3 separate regions of the Mus musculus genome follow, and regions 2 and 3 are each linked to region 1. Evidence: chromatin loops called from intact Hi-C (ENCODE). Cell type or tissue: left cerebral cortex. All regions are shown on one strand.

Region 1 (5,000 bases):
GAACTTTAACACATGGTTACAAGAGAGTTTAATGCCTAGCAAAGACAGGTTTTTGTTTTGTTTTGTTTTTTGTTTTTTGGGTTTTTTGGCTTTTTTTATTTGTTTGTTTGTTTTGCTTTAAGTACATTATTGTCACAGTCTACCCTTTAGGTACATTATTGTCACAGTCTGCCCTTTAGCTTGTTGTCCAGCAGTGACCTGATCTGGAATACCCGAGTCATGCTGGCTGGTATTATGTCAACTTGACACAGCTAGAGTTATCTTAAAGGAAGAACTCAATTGAGAAAATGCCTCCATAAGATTCAGCTGTAAGGCATTTCTTAATTAATGGTTGACTGGAGAGAGCCCAGCCCATTATGGCTGGTGCCATCCCTGGTCTGGTGGTCCTGGGGTCTATAAGAAAGCAGGCTGAGCAAGCCATGGGAGGCAAGGCAGTAAGCAGCATACCTGGAAGTTACTGTATCGGCTCCTGCCTTCAGGTTCCTGCCCTGTTTGAGTTCCTGTCCTGACCTCCTTCAGTGATGGTCTACAATGTGGAAGTGTAAACCAAATAAGCCCTTTCCTCCCCAACTTACTTTTGGTCATGATGTTTCATCACAGCAACAGAAATCCTAATGAGGACAGAAGTATTTTGGCAGTGGTTTTCTTTTAGAGGAATCCAATCTATATGAGTCAAGACCCTTCCCTTACATTAGCAATCCCAAATACTCTTACATACTTCTAGTTTGATTGTCTTTTCTCATAGTCACACGTGATCTTTTCTCTTTTAGAGAGGTTCGTAGCTATGTGGAATCTAATTTCTAAAGCCAAAAGTTGACAGCTCCCTACCCCCAAACCCTTCAACTTTATTTCTTACGTGGACTCAATTTGCTCTCAGGTTTATATCATTTAGACCTACCTGACTCTCTTTTAAACTTATAAACTCAGTCTCAAAGAGAAAATATCTTGCCACAGTTGTTCAGATTCTAAGCCAGGGAGAAACTGTATGGAAACCCATATGGCCAGTTGTGAGTTTTGCGAAGATTGGAAAGTAGTGAGTGAACTTTATTATTTAGCGTTCTATTATATACCATCCTTTACGACAGCACTGCTCCTTAAAAGGGTACCACAGGAAGGTTCCCTATTTTATATAGAGAAAAGCGGAGGCAGTAGTGGCTGTCCTGGTTAAACCCATGTAGGTCTTTTGGCTATGTTGCTTGCTTCCATCTTCGGGGAGACTGTACATTCTCAGGTACACAGAATCCACTTAACTGTTAGAAACGCTTTGGACCAGTGCACAGAGTTGCAGGAGAATCCTTAAGATCAACTCCGCAAAGTACAAACTCGAAGATTAGTAGGGTTTTGTGGGGAGGGCAGACAGTAACGATGGCTGGTCAAGGCAGTAACACGGCCCCACAAAATAAGGATAACAGGAATCTGAGCAAGGCGCATTAACCAAGATGTGAAAAAGTGCTACCTAATGAGCTAACATCTAACTTCACAGGGGTAGTGCTGAACGCGTCGCCCTCGAATTCTCAACATCAAAGCTCTTCCAAAAAATAAAATTAAGTGAGTGATACTGTGGTTGGGAGAAGACCTGGAGGCCGGGGCAGAAGGTGCTCTCTGGAAACCATAGGTAGTGCTGGCCAGGCAGGGCGGGGCGGGGCAGGGCCCGAGGTGAAGGAGACCTTGCTCTAGCCACAGCGCCAGCAGGACCCCAGAGAGTCTGTTCTGGGAAGAGGGAGAAGAGTGCAAGCCGAGGGGACCAGCTTTCCAGAGGGAAGAAAGCCCTCACGGGCAAAGGTAGAGTGGACACCTAGGGGCGGATGGGTGGGCTGGGGGAAGCAAGGCGGAATCGCAGTGGAGAGGTGCGAGGAGGTGGCATGAAGACTGAAGACTAGGCCCGACCCTGAACGGCGGGCGAGTGAAGGAAGATCGGTTCCTTCTGCAGCTCCCAGTTAGTTTCTGTCAAAGATGGCTAAATTCCACTCTGCCCTTCCCCCTCCCGCGCCTTTTCTAATCCCCTTCGGTGGCTCCAGTACTGCTGGAGGCCATGGGGAGTCTGGGTGAATGAGCGCCGGGAGGAGGGTGAGGAAGGAAGAGAACCTCCCCGCCGCACCACCCGCCCCGTGGGTCCTGCAGGAGGATCTTTTAGTTGAAAAAGAGGGTTCTGTGGCTTTAAACCGGGGAGTGGGCGTCACCGCGGGGGGACCCGGTGACTAGCCGGGGCGGGGTTGGATGGGAGGGGTCATGCAAAGCAGAAGGCGGTGCCGTCGGGGCGGGGCCGTGGGTGGGCGGGGCGCGGGCGGCTTCTCTTGAGCCAGGCGCGGGAGGGGGCGGAGGCCGCGGCGGGCTGGTACCATCGATCGCCTTCGGGGAGGGGGACGGGTGCCATTCCCCCGGAGGGGGCGGGCCCTGGCGGCGGCGGGGCCAGGGCCCCATTCCCCGCCGGGCGGGCCGGGGGAGGGGCGCGCCTCCGCTCGCGTCCGAGGCGGGGCCCGCGGTACCTTTCGTGGCACGGTGCGGCTGGGGGAGGGTCGAGGGGAGGGGGAAGGGGCGGGCCTGGGAGGGGGAGCCGGAAAGGGGGAGGCACCGGCGGACAATGGAGCCTATGTGTGCCTGCGGGAGTGGGACGGCGCCGCCGCCGCCGCTGCCGCCGCCGGGGGGAGACGCTGCGCTGCTGCTGCCGCTGGTCCGGGCCCCGGCCCCCCGGGGCTGAGAGCAGCCGGGGACCGCAGCTCCCGCCCGCGCTCGCCCCTCCCCCTCTCCGGCCCGGGGTAAGTGGCCCCGGGGAGGGGGAGGGGCGGGCCGGCGCGGCGGGGGCCGGGTCCGCGTGCGCGTGTGGCCGGGGGGCCTCCGGGGGTCGGGGCGCTGGCTTGGCGAGTTGAGTCTGGAGGAACCTGTTGGGGGAGGCGGGGGAGCCTCGGGAGCTATGGGAGAGACCGGGGCATCTCTCGGGGTTTTAGAGGTTGTGTCCCAAAGCTGTGCTTGGAGAGGTTACCTGAGGGGAGATGACCGTCTCGGGGTCTTGGGATGGAGGGGCGATGGAGAGGAAAGAGCGCGCGAAATTAGGAATTTCGGGTTGAGTTTGTAAGACCCGGGAGATGCGTAGAGGGGAGAAAGGGGACTCCGCAGGCCAGTGACTTGTTGAAGGGTTGGGGGAGGTGAAAGCCTAGAGGAATGTCTTGAGTTGTAAAGGGTTCCAGCAGGTGAGTTGGCGACGAATGAGTTAGGTCACTGAGTCATTGTGAGGGTCGTAGAACACACCAGTGGTTTTCAAATTGGAACCCTAGAGGCTGGCTGGCCTTTGAAAGTTGCAAAGACTATTAAGATGTCACTGGTAAGTGTTGGGTGAGCTTGGTGAAATGGAGTTATCCTAAGGAAAACAAGTCGCAGAGTTGGTGGTTAGTCCAGAGGGAAGGACCACGGCCTGTAGTAGTACTGCTGGGAACGTTATGTTAAAGCTGCCAAGGATGAGAAAGAAAGCTTGAAATCTGTCCCCCAAGAGCCTTAGTCTGCTGGAGGTAAGGAAGGGCGTTTTTTTAAATGTTAAAAGAGTTATTCTGAGGCCAAGATTGGAGTCAAAGTCATTAGGTAGGGTAGTGAAATGGATGCAAATATGCCTCTGTGGACATAATCCAAGGCAGGATGCAGTGGATACAGAGTTACACTTTAGTTAAAGCAAGAACAAGTCACCCCCTGACAGTGACGTCAGCGGCCATGTAAAAAGTCAATTTGATGGTGCATTTGTTAGCGTTTGATAAACTGTGGAATTAAATGGTTATTTTGGCGACAGAGACCTGGGCTCTTGTGTAGGGAACACAGTGATGAATTAGTTACAGGAGGTGAGGAGTAGGTAGTGAAATAGTCAAGATGTTGGGAGGTAAGACTTGTTTAGAACCTGTGACTTGGAGGCTTTTAAGTCTGGTTGGTTTGAAAGTTTTTGACTGGACACTAGTCACCAGGGAGTTTATCATGAAGAAGTGTTTGTGTGCAAATCTGATGGTCCTGGGGACCAGTAACAAAGTCTTCTCTCTTCTCTTGAAAAGGCCTATACTATTGACAGGGATGGACTAAGAAGAGGGTCTCTTAGTTCCGGTGTTGCAAACATGCTTTGAGGAATGTATGAGTGTGTATATGACATTTGATAGCTTTATGACCTAGAAGTTGGATATTGAGCCTTGAAAGTCTTTGTAATCAGTTGCTGGATATAATAATTTCAACATAGATGATAGTTGGATGGGAAAGTCATTGGCCTAAAGATGGAAGCACAGTTTCTGTATAGTTTTCTATTTATAGAACAAGTATCATGGAACTGGCTCTTGAGCAAAAGGAATGTTTTGTTCTTGATTCCAGTTAGCCAGCACAAGCCAAAACAAAAACCAAACCAAAACAAAAAAACCCTTATATATATGGAATTTCTTCTATGGGTTATTTCCCCGTGGCCTTCAGAAATACCTGCTGCTGTAAACTCAAAAGGAAAGAAAATGCTAGGGGGGGAAAGACCCAGTGATTTCGCAAGCATTGTAACCAGCTGAATATTGGATCATGGTGACCTGGCACAGTGGTGAAAAGCCTTGAACTTGGAATCAAGATGTAGCTCTCTGGATGACTTACTTTGAACAAATCTCTGGTGTTTCCTGGTGTGGCTGCTTATGGAGTGGCGACTGCCTGCTCCAGCCACTCGTAGCTGCCTTCCAGTCTAGCCAGTTAATGCCTGTCCAGAAAGTTCTTTGAACGGCCTCTGAGGATGAGTGATTATGTAGTATAACTTTTTAAAAATCCTACTGCTATCTCACTAGCAGACCAAATTCAACTTTCTTACAATCACAGTAATATGGTTAAAGAACAAAAAGGGGAGTTCTGTACACTTGTTTTGTTGTCCGAATTTAGGGTTTTCTATTCATTTTGAAAGATTAGTGTTTACTGAGAGGACAGTGAGTTTGATGGTAATTGTAAATACTGAGCATAAGTCAGCCCAGAGTATGAGAAGGTAGATGCTGGCCTAGACTGCAGGCACC
Region 2 (5,000 bases), 110 kb before region 1:
TTTCTTGTGGTGAGAACACACAAACGCTTCAAATTATTTTGAAATTTACAATTCTTAACCAGGACCACCCTATGGTACTGTAAGCCCTGAAATTTACTCCTCCTGTCTTAGTACAACTTTGTGCCAGTTACCCAAGCTCCTCATCACACCTACACCCTCTTTGTCCTTCTAAGCATCGGGTAGCATTGTTCTAGTCTGTACTTCTGCAAAACTAACTCTTCTGAACATTTATTGTTTGGTTTTGTGTGTGTGAACTTCACACCATTCACCCCATTCCTCCATATCCACCCTCTATGCTTGCAACCTCCCCTCTAAAGGAAAACACAAAATTTAAAAACAAACAAAACAAAGCAACAACAAAAATCTTGCCGAGGAAGCTAGTGTGTTACCCAGTATACCCTTTTACCCAAATAGCTTTACTTTCAGATGTTCTTTGCAATGAATCATTGGTCTGGTACGAGCCCTCTGGCTTTTCTGCTGCACTATCGATACTAGATCCTCACGAGGAATCCTCTTGGATATCCTGTTGTTGCCCTGTGTCACGGAGATCCTGCAGGACCAGCCCCTTTGTGTGCTCCAGCGGTTCATAGACGGGGTAGCTGTTGGGACGGGTCAACTCAAGGCCCTGGATCTGGGCCTGGGTGGTGGCTGAATTGATCACCTGCCAGTTCTCCTGTGCCCACGTCACCAAAGCCAACTCTCCTGCTTTATCCAGTCGAATGGCAGGGACAGTTCTCCTGTCTGAGGCAGCTTGCAAGGGACCGGATGGACTCTCCCACACTCACACAACCAGACCTAGCTCTAGCTCGCTGCCCCAGCAAAAGGTGGGCCAGCTCTCCCACCTGCTGCAAGTGGTGAAGGGCAGCTGTGCAGCACCCACACCAGCTCTCTCTCACTTATGCCCTAGGGCAGCTCACCACCCCACCACCTCTGCTAGCACCCCTACTACCTGGCCAGCTCTCCCATGCTGCCCAGGGGAGGGGAGGGGCCAGAAAGGGGCAGAGCCAGCTCCGCTCATCACTAGGACATCAACATGGCCCCCGGAGGCAGCTCAGACCAGAGATGTCTGCATGGAGTTTGGTGGTGACATGGCCTTGGACATCAATACAGGCCATGGCCCTGCTATTAACCCTGACGCTATCTCTTCAGCCCCACAGACTGCTGGTTCTATTGTAGTTCTATTTCCACATCTTAAGGAGCATTCATATTGCTTTCTGTTATGACTGTACTAATTTACAGTGCCACCCACACTGTCCTCAGAATTCCCTTTACTAGTGCCTATTACTACCCTTTTGATGATAGCCATTTAGTCTGAGTTAAGATGAAGCCTGGCTGAAAAACCACTAGAGAGTTTTAAACGAGGGCTGACAAAGTCTCCTCTGGTCTTGTGAAGGGTGGCAGTTCAAAACCTCTGGAACGTTCTTTTGCAGCAAGGTTGGTGTGTTGCAGCAGACAGTAGAGATGGAGGAAAGTATCAGCCCTGAGAATGTCTGTAAGTAGATCCAGGACAGTTACCTCAGAGCTCGCTGTGGAGATGTGTGTGAAGGAAGATATCAAAGAGGACGCGGACAGCAAGTGTTACCATTTGCTAAAGTGAGAAAAGCAGGGTGGAAGGAAATATCCGGAAGAGATCAGCCATTAATATCTCTGTTCGGTCATGCTAGGATTGAACTCTGTCCACTGCCAAATGGAGCCGGCAGATAGATACTAAGTCTGGAGTCACAGCTCCACGTTGGAGAGCTGAAAACGGCCAGTGTGTAGAAGGCTCCCAAGGCCATGTGTATTTGCCTTACTCTGCTCCATAGCTCTAGACACCTTTATGTAAACCCTCTGTTGACCTCTCAGAAGGGCTGGTGTCCACGGGCAAGGATTATAAACAGGCCGAAGAAGATGGTGAGTGAGCGCCTGCCATCCTGGAGTAGGAACAGCACAAACACATGACTATGATCTCAGCCTGAGTCTAGAACTCGAGACTTGATTGGTGGTGAAGTGTGTAGCACAGAGAGGTGAGAGACCCAGGGATGTCACATACATAGTGCAGCCAGAGACTGGGGTCAAGTGGACACACATAGTGTGAAATGACTTTAAGTTAATTTTTTAATTTAAATTTAAATATATTTTAATGTTCCTATCCTTTATCAGTCATGTATTTTAGGAGTTCCCACCTATTAATCTACAAGGCTTTCGAGAGTTCCGACACAATGCAGAGAAGACAGGAAGGGAGGTTATAAAAGTTGCGATGCCTTTGAGAGCTGGTCAGCAGTTCTCTGTTCCATGGCCCCTCTGAGACAGGCTTACTAGACAGGCTAGATAGAGCCAAGCAGTCTATGTCCTCACATCAAATGAGGTGTCACTGCATTCCCACCATACACCACTAGAGGGCTGCAGAGACTAGCACTGAACCGAGTCGGAGGCCCTGTGAAACCAGGATTAGACCTTGCCAGGGTCTCCCATCCTGCCATTATTAGCTGAGGAAGCTGGAGTTTTCGGAGACTGTATGGTGTTCCCCAGGCCACCCAGCTACTAAGTGTCGATGACACAATTCCATTAGCGTTTTCACTCGGGGTTCCCCCAATGTGATGTCATGAAAGTGGATGGACTTGGTAGCCAAGAATCCCATTTGCTGTATCTCATCTTGTGTGTTAGTCAAATCCTGTCTCTACACCTCGCTGCCTTGTGGGAAATGAACGCTTCAGCTGTGCGGGTATTGTGTTCTGTTGCTAGGTAGCATAGCTGAGGGGCTCCGTGGTCATCCACCAAACACTCAGGTCTTCATTTTCTTCTCTTTGGGGTAGCTCAACTTCATGAAATAATTCTCAGGAATGAATCCCGAGAGTCCTGTCTGGCCATGCCCTTCCATACATGACAGGAGGGACATATCATTTTTAAGACGCCAACATAAATAAAACCACAGGAGGACTTTATCTTTAATCCAACAAGGAGTCGATGGTAAGAATGGCTTTCTTGCAGGTTTGGACCCAGAATTTCTTCTCATCCATTACTGTTTGCCGCATGTCCACTGAGTGCCATGAAGACAGAGGGTTCTGGACCATGGGAGGGTGGCGTGATAACCACCACTCCCTGCCAGGTGTTACCCAAGTCCAACTTTATTTCTCACACTCAGTTACCCTCACTATAGTTCTGGGTCAGGCATCCTTAGCCTAATCTTAGAACTGAGGCTCAAGAGAAGTTAAATGATTTGTCTAAGACCTTTCAGAAAGTGGCAGCCCCAGAGTTCAAGGCCAGCTTTAGCTTTGCCGATCTTTGCCTAAGATGCTCACCACATGAAAGTGAGAAGCAGGAAGTATCGTACACTGGAAGAAAGGCTACCCTGACGCCAGATTGCTTAAACCACTGGGGCAACCCAGAGGATGGGCACAGGGGCAGCGGGAGCATCCTGGAGCATGCTCACACCCGGCCTGGGGTTGGGGTGGGAGCCTGGGAGTGGATGGGGCTGACGCATTCATCAGCGGTGAATCTGATGTACCAAAACATGGCGTACATGGTTGGTGAGAGCCTCTCCCCACCTAAGCGGCTTGAGTTCTAAAAACCAACTCCTCCTGAAAAGTAAGCGAGGTCAAAAGCTAAAGCGTCTGAAGCCAGAGTCGGAACAGCAGCGTGCCTCACCAACAGCAACGTCTGGAAATTAGCTTCACATTGAGTTCTATTTTTAAAACCCTGACCAAAGTGACTCCACAAGGTAAGCAAGGTGAAAGGTCCCAGGAATTTCCTAAAGCGTTTAACACAGCCAGAGGCTGACCTGACCTAATTGGCAGGAATAAAAGGAGACCAGGGAATCCCAGCTCCCACTGCCTCCCCCAGGCTGGCAGACTGCCACCTAAAGAAAGATACGAGCCCCGAAGCACCCGCCCACCCGCAGCAGCTGCTCCACGCCTACACAGGTTTTCCAAAGCGCTGCGGACCAGCAGGTCAGGCATGCGCACATCTTATGTACAGGAATGTCCAGATGCTGTACAAACGCAATTCTAGAAATAGCCAGACACCTGAGTGTAACTCAACACGGGAAACATCCTGCCATCCCAGCAAAGCAGGCTCCTCTAAGGGGCAGGAAGAGGAAATCCTAGAATCATTCTTTTATCAAGCAGAACTAAGTCTCCAGCCACCCACCAGCCAAAGCCAAGTAGATCTACCCTGGCTGCTGCATATTAGATTCACCTGGGAACTTTAAAAAAAAGATCCACAACGCAACTCCACCCAAAACCAGGGAGAGGAGCCCAGTCCCCTTTCCCACCCCACCCCACCCCATCCCACCCCACGTGTGTGTGTGTGTGTGTGTGTGTGTGTGTGTGTGTGTGTGTGTGTGTGTGTGTGTGTGTTTTAAGTTCTCTGTGTGATTCGTATGTGGTGAGAACCATTAAATATTAGGTACAACACAAAACAGGCCAGACTTCAAGCAACAGGACTTCCACCATGCCATGTATCTATCTTATGGGAGGTGACTTGGAGTCACCTACACCTGCTGCCTTCCAGGGGTTTGCTACAGTCATCTTGCAGACCGGTGGGTGAGAAAGGCTACACTATCCAACAGCACTCAACAAGCAAGAGGCAGCAGGGGAACCAGGTTTCCTAATTCCAAGACTCTTGTGTTCATGTCATTATGCATCACTTTAAAAAGTACTGCTGGAAAAGAGGTTCAGAGTGTGCATCACTACAGGAAGACAAAGTCATAGACAAAGGGAAAAGGTGGGTGGCTGGCTCTCCACCAACCAGTTAGTGTCTGTTAGCGTTCCTAAAACAAGCTTGTGTTGATCCACTCTTTGTTGAGGTAGCTGTTCTTGTCAAGGGTTTTCTAGACAACCCTGCAGCCAGAACCGTAAGTAGATATTTAAGAGACTGCTGTGCCAGGATCAACAGTTGGCCTTGGGATATGCTTACAAGCCCTAAGGAGGACATAATTTATTGCACAAACTCTTAGCTGAATAGTTAGCACTGGAGTGTTGGCTGCTCCGCTGGCTGTTAGTTTCTGGTCAATAGGTGTT
Region 3 (5,000 bases), 83 kb before region 1:
TCCGGTAACCTACTGAGTAGTATTAGTTTTAGATGTAGGGAATACATTTTAGCAGCCACCTCTTAAGCAGCTGTATGCCAGCTCACACTAAAATGCAGGCCATCCCCGTTATGTCTGGAGTCACTGCGACCTTTCCAGCCTTGCAGGATGATGACAAAGCCAGGGGTTTGCCTTCCAGATCCGGCTCAGCGCAGGCGCAGGCGGTGGGGGCGGAGGGAAGGAAAGATTCCCCAGGAAAACTGCTGTTGGCACGAACTGAATGAGGCGAGTGGGAGCCGAGCTGACTGCCGAGTTCAGCTTAGCCGCAGGCTATAGAAACAGACTTGAGACTTGAGTAAGAGCAAACAGGAGAAAAGCAGCGCTGTGAAGCAGCACGCGGGCCAGCTAGAACCGGTTGTTAATGCACCAGACCAATTTCTTCGGTACAGTTACTTCCACGCCTGGTCAGAGGGGCGGGTGCAATTCTTCAAGAAGTATTTACTGGTCTGCTCCGTTTCTCAGCGCTGGCATGAGCGGGGTGAGAAAAAAGGAAGGCTGGAGGCGGCTCTGGCTCTTGGGTTTACAATCTCTTGCTGAGAGAATCCATTAGATACTGAGGCAGGATTGTTTATGATTATACCCGCAAACAGCTAACTGCAACGATCAGTTAAGGCAAAGAGGGTATCCCTTCATTTGTTCACACTTATATATACACATTCATTTACAGACTCTGTGTGTGTGTGTGTGTGTGTGTGTGTGTGTGTGTGTGTGCGTGCGTGCGCGCGCGCGCGCGCGCGCACGCGCATGCATGCATGTCTCTGTGTGTGCCCGTATGTATCTATGTGCGTGTGTGCACACATGCATGCGTGACTGTGTGCATGAGTGCATGTTCGTGTGCCAGTGTGTGTGCACGTGTGCGTGTGCACGTGTGTTCTACCAAAAAACAAACACAGGGCCTTACACCACTATGCTGCAGTCCCACTGTTTGCTTTTCTGGAATGAGGTTTTATTTGCGGAAGACCAGCCTTGAACTTGCTGTGTAGTCCAGATTGATTCTGAATTCCCCTTTCAATCTATCCATCTCCGCCTCCCAAATGCTAGGATTACAATCCTGCAACTCTACACCTGAACACAAGCTCCTCCTTTACTTACATGAGCTCCTGAGAGAAGTTGGGGGCCAAGGCCAACCCTGGTATTCAGTGTGAGAATGGTGGCCAGAATGTGATCCTGCTCTGAGAGGCTAGAAGCCTATTGGGCTGAGAGCAGCCTGTTTGAGGAGGGTCTCACTATGTATCCCTGGCTGGCCTGGAACTCACCAGGGAGACCAGGCTGCGTTGGATTCACTGAGATCCTCCAGCCTCAGCCTCTGAGTGCAGGGAATAAAGGTGTGTCCCACCAAACCCCGCCTGCATTTTCTTGATTAAGGACTGAAGTGAGAGGGTTCACCCCACCGGAGCTGGTGTCATCCCTGGGCTGGCACTCCTGAGTGACATAAGAAAGCAGGCTGAGTACATGCGTCATACGCAAGCAAACAAGCAGAGGTCCTCTTTGGCTTCTGCCTCAGTTCCTGCCTCTGAGTTCCTGCCTTGAGTTCCTGCCCTGCCTTCCATCATGATGGACCACAAATTGTAAGAATAAACCTGGATTCTTATTTTATGAGATAAAGTTCCTGCCGGGGTTGCTTGCCCTTGTTGCGTTTCTCACAGCTGTAGAGAGCAAGCTAGGCAGTGTGCAGAAGGCAGAGGCTGAAAGAAACCCAAGGAAGTGAACAGGGGTGGCGGATCGAAGTGAATATCCTCTATACCCCAAAACACCGCACTGCCATTAATAAAGATTGTATTTTGAGAGAACTCCTTAACAGCATTTAATAAGGTCTGGTGATGTGCAAAGAGGACAGTGGGGCCGGGACACCAATCCAGATATTTCTCTAGTGGTAGCATGGAGTTTACTTTGGTAGAACCCACAATGCACTTCGCCCTTGGCCCTCTCAGGACTCTGTGGCACGGTTCTGATGTGACCAGTTTACAGGTCCAGGCAGCCCAGGAAAGTGAGCAAACACTAATCTTAGAGGTCAGTTTGAAAACCTGGGCCTTCTCACAGAAAGCCTCTAAGAGAGAAAAGCAAGCTTCCTGCAAGTGAATTCATGCCCTCCCCCATCCCACAGAGGGAGATGTCGCTCCAGGGAATAGGGTGTTAGCAATATCAGCCCACAGGTGCCAGTGAAGGCTCAGGCTTCAGAGGAGATCCCACAGGAAAACAGAGCTGCACCACCTGAAAGGATTCCTCTGGGCTTTGGAAGGGACGTCCCACCGGGGGGGCTGCTTCCGGGCACACCATGCCGAGAGCCTTCCCTTCCACTGGGTCCCCGTGTAACTTCACATAAAGCCTGCTCCAAAAAAAGCCATCCTCTGATTCCTGCTGAATGAATTCCTGGCAAGCACTGTCAGAATGTGAAAGGCAGGTGTAGCTCCCCTGATGTTTTGAGTAGGTACTTGTTCAAATCATGTAACCTCTCTAGGAACCGTTTCTCAAAGGAGTGATGTATAATTTCTCCTCCGTCGTCGCGGTGGTGAGGGGGCGGATTCTGAGGAGGAGACACTGAGGGAGGAGGCAGGGAAAGCAATGCCATCCTGGATCCGAGCTGGGGAGATCAAAGGATGGGGTGAGCCTCACCTCTGGAGATGGAGGGGTGGGGGTGGAGGGGCGGGGGGGTGAAAGTCTGTAAGAGGAGGGGAGGGAAAAGAACTAAAAGTGTATGGGAAGGGGGAGACACGGTTTTAGATTCCCCGGAGGATAGCTGGGACTCCGAGCGTCCTGACGATGCTTTTCAGGATGTCTGTGCTTCCCACGCCCCATCTCTACCCCGCAGCACCCCTCCCTTTACCCTTCAGGTAGCAAGTGCCTTCCAGCCTCTTTGTACTGGTTTACTCTCCGGGTCGCCCAGCCTCTTGCCTTTGTTCTACCTCACCGATCACAGATCACAACCAAATGCAAGTGCCAAATGCCCCAGTAGCCTGAGCTGCAGCCACAGCCATCCTTGCTGCCTACCCTGGTAGGTCTCAAACTCTATCATGCACCAGAATCACTGGCAGGGCACAATGCTTGTAGTTTATAGACAGAATCTCATGCAGCTCAGGCTAGCTTCAAACTTTAACCGAAGATGACTTTGAACTCCTCCTGCTCCTGACTCCATTTCCCCAGTGCTGGGATTGATTACAGGGCTGGGCCACCACTTAATCAGTCCTGGGAATCAAACCCAAGGCTTCCTGAAAACGAGGCAAGCACCCTACCAACTGAGCTATGCCCACAGTCCATGAAGGATGCTTTAAGAGTGCTTGCTGGGAAGTCCTCTGAGAATGGACATTGTGGATATGTGCCCAAAGGATGGGGATTCTCAGGATCTGAGAACCCTAAGCCTTAGTCATCCCCTGGCCCCTGTTGATACTGGGACAGCTTGGAGATGGGTATACACTAGGTCCTTGACTGTGTCCTCCACGGTAGTGAGCTTACTCACAACAGGGACCCAAATCCCTCCTGCTGGACAGACCGTATGGCATGAGGGGTTCACGGTGATTTTTTTTAGGTACCGTTAATGAAGCAAGGAGGTCTGTCTTCAGGAACATTTCACTTTTTTTCCTTCCAAACCTCAACCAACTTCTGGGCTGTCCGGCCTTTCCTTTCCAATAAACATATGTCTTCTTTAAATACTACAAGTTCTCCCATCTGTCTATCAGAGTTCATAAGTAATTCTTTATAAGAAGTTTGGCAGAGGAGAGAGGTGAGGCAATCAGTCTCTGCAGAGGGTGCAAGGCCCCAGAAGGCCTGGTATTGTACTGAATTAAGAAGAGAAAGACTTGAGCTCATTTAAATACCCATGGAGAGAAGCCAAGAAGGATGCTAATGTGGGAGAGAGGCAGAGGCCCCTGAGGAGAGGGGAAGTGGGATCCAGAGTACAGGGAGAAAAAGAGCTGCTGGGACCAGGGCAGGGACGCATGTCCCTCTGTTGGTGGAAAAAGAAAAAGATGGGCTCAGACGCAGGAATAATGGGGCTATAGACTTTAGGTGACTCTCAGCTCTAAGTCCACGGAATTAAATTGCCATAGTGTCACTGGCTTAATATGTCACCTCTCCTTGGCAGAGCTCTAAGCCCCAAGAAATGAATCTTCCATGAGAGTCTCTCAGGCTGGAAGATGTCTGCCAGTGGAACAGCCAGGACTTCCCAGGGGCACAAAGTGGAACTGGGGAAGGAAGGATAAATGCACCCAGCTGTGACAAGGGAGGGACCAGAGCAGGGTCACAATCTAATCAGTGCCAGGACCAGATTTAGAGTTGCACTCAGCTTAGGCTCTGAGCCCATCTGTCTGGCCCATTCGATCACACTCTCTAACCACCTGAAACTGCAAGGAGCAGGTGGAAGGCAGGATTGAGGATAGATTTTTCCTAACCCTCAGGAACGGGAAGTTGGGGTGTCATGGTCTACCCCTGACCCACACAGAGTCCAGCCCATCTCTGGGGAACCTGGAGGTAAAAGGAAATAATAAAAGCTCTAACAATCTGCCAGATACCTCCTTTCCTGAACTGGAATGCAAAGAAGTTTCTGGATCACAAATGTAAGCCATACTCTTCATCCTTCCCCTCTTCTCCCCCCTCTTCCTCCTCCTCTTCCTCCTCCTCTTCCTCCTCCTCTTCCTCCTCCCCCTTTCCTCCTCCTCTTCTTCCTCATCTTCCTCCTCCTCTTCCTCTTCCTCTTCCTCCTCTTTCTCTTCCCCCTCCTCCTCTCCCTCCTCCCCCTCTTCCTCTTCCTTACTATCATTGTCTTTATTGGGTGTCAGGGACCATTCTAGCTAATAGAAATAATTAATTTTAATTTTTATATGGTTTTCCTAACTATAAAAACAACAGATGGTCAATGTTTAAAAAGAAGAAACTCTACAACAAGACATGCATTCCTAACCTAAGACAGCCAAACAGGGTGTGGTGGAAGAAGGTAAGCACGAGACTCAGAATCCGTTGACACTCAG

The links. Hi-C counts contacts between places; a loop is a spot of excess contacts. Peaks named below come from ENCODE experiments on the same cell type or tissue, not always from the same donor. Only the 100,000 strongest peaks of a DNase experiment are listed, where the experiment ranks them.
Region 2: a loop joins it to region 1, with 2.5 times the contacts of the local background. A loop is called at or near these places in 3 of 42 quality-filtered maps.
Region 3: a loop joins it to region 1, with 1.8 times the contacts of the local background. A loop is called at or near these places in 2 of 42 quality-filtered maps.

What each region holds. Positions count from the first base shown.
Region 1 is chr3:97,224,974-97,229,973 of GRCm38, reverse strand. It overlaps Bcl9 (B cell CLL/lymphoma 9), which reads left to right and starts at 2,610. Exons shown (of 10, transcript NM_029933.4): 1 at 2,610-2,756. In left cerebral cortex, CTCF peaks have their summits at 2,011 and 2,616; DNase peaks (open chromatin) are centred at 1,160, 2,178, 3,288 and 3,648; H3K4me3 peaks cover 2,067 bases; H3K27ac peaks cover 1,496 bases.
Region 2 is chr3:97,336,387-97,341,386 of GRCm38, reverse strand. No RefSeq gene overlaps it. Among named protein-coding and RNA genes, the nearest start is that of Gm40101, 8.5 kb to the right of the region's middle. In left cerebral cortex, a CTCF peak has its summit at 2,383 (motif pointing right); DNase peaks (open chromatin) are centred at 2,387 and 3,874.
Region 3 is chr3:97,307,501-97,312,500 of GRCm38, reverse strand. No RefSeq gene overlaps it. Among named protein-coding and RNA genes, the nearest start is that of Gm40101, 20 kb to the left of the region's middle. In left cerebral cortex, a CTCF peak has its summit at 2,162; DNase peaks (open chromatin) are centred at 241, 2,192, 2,456 and 3,840; H3K4me3 peaks cover 909 bases.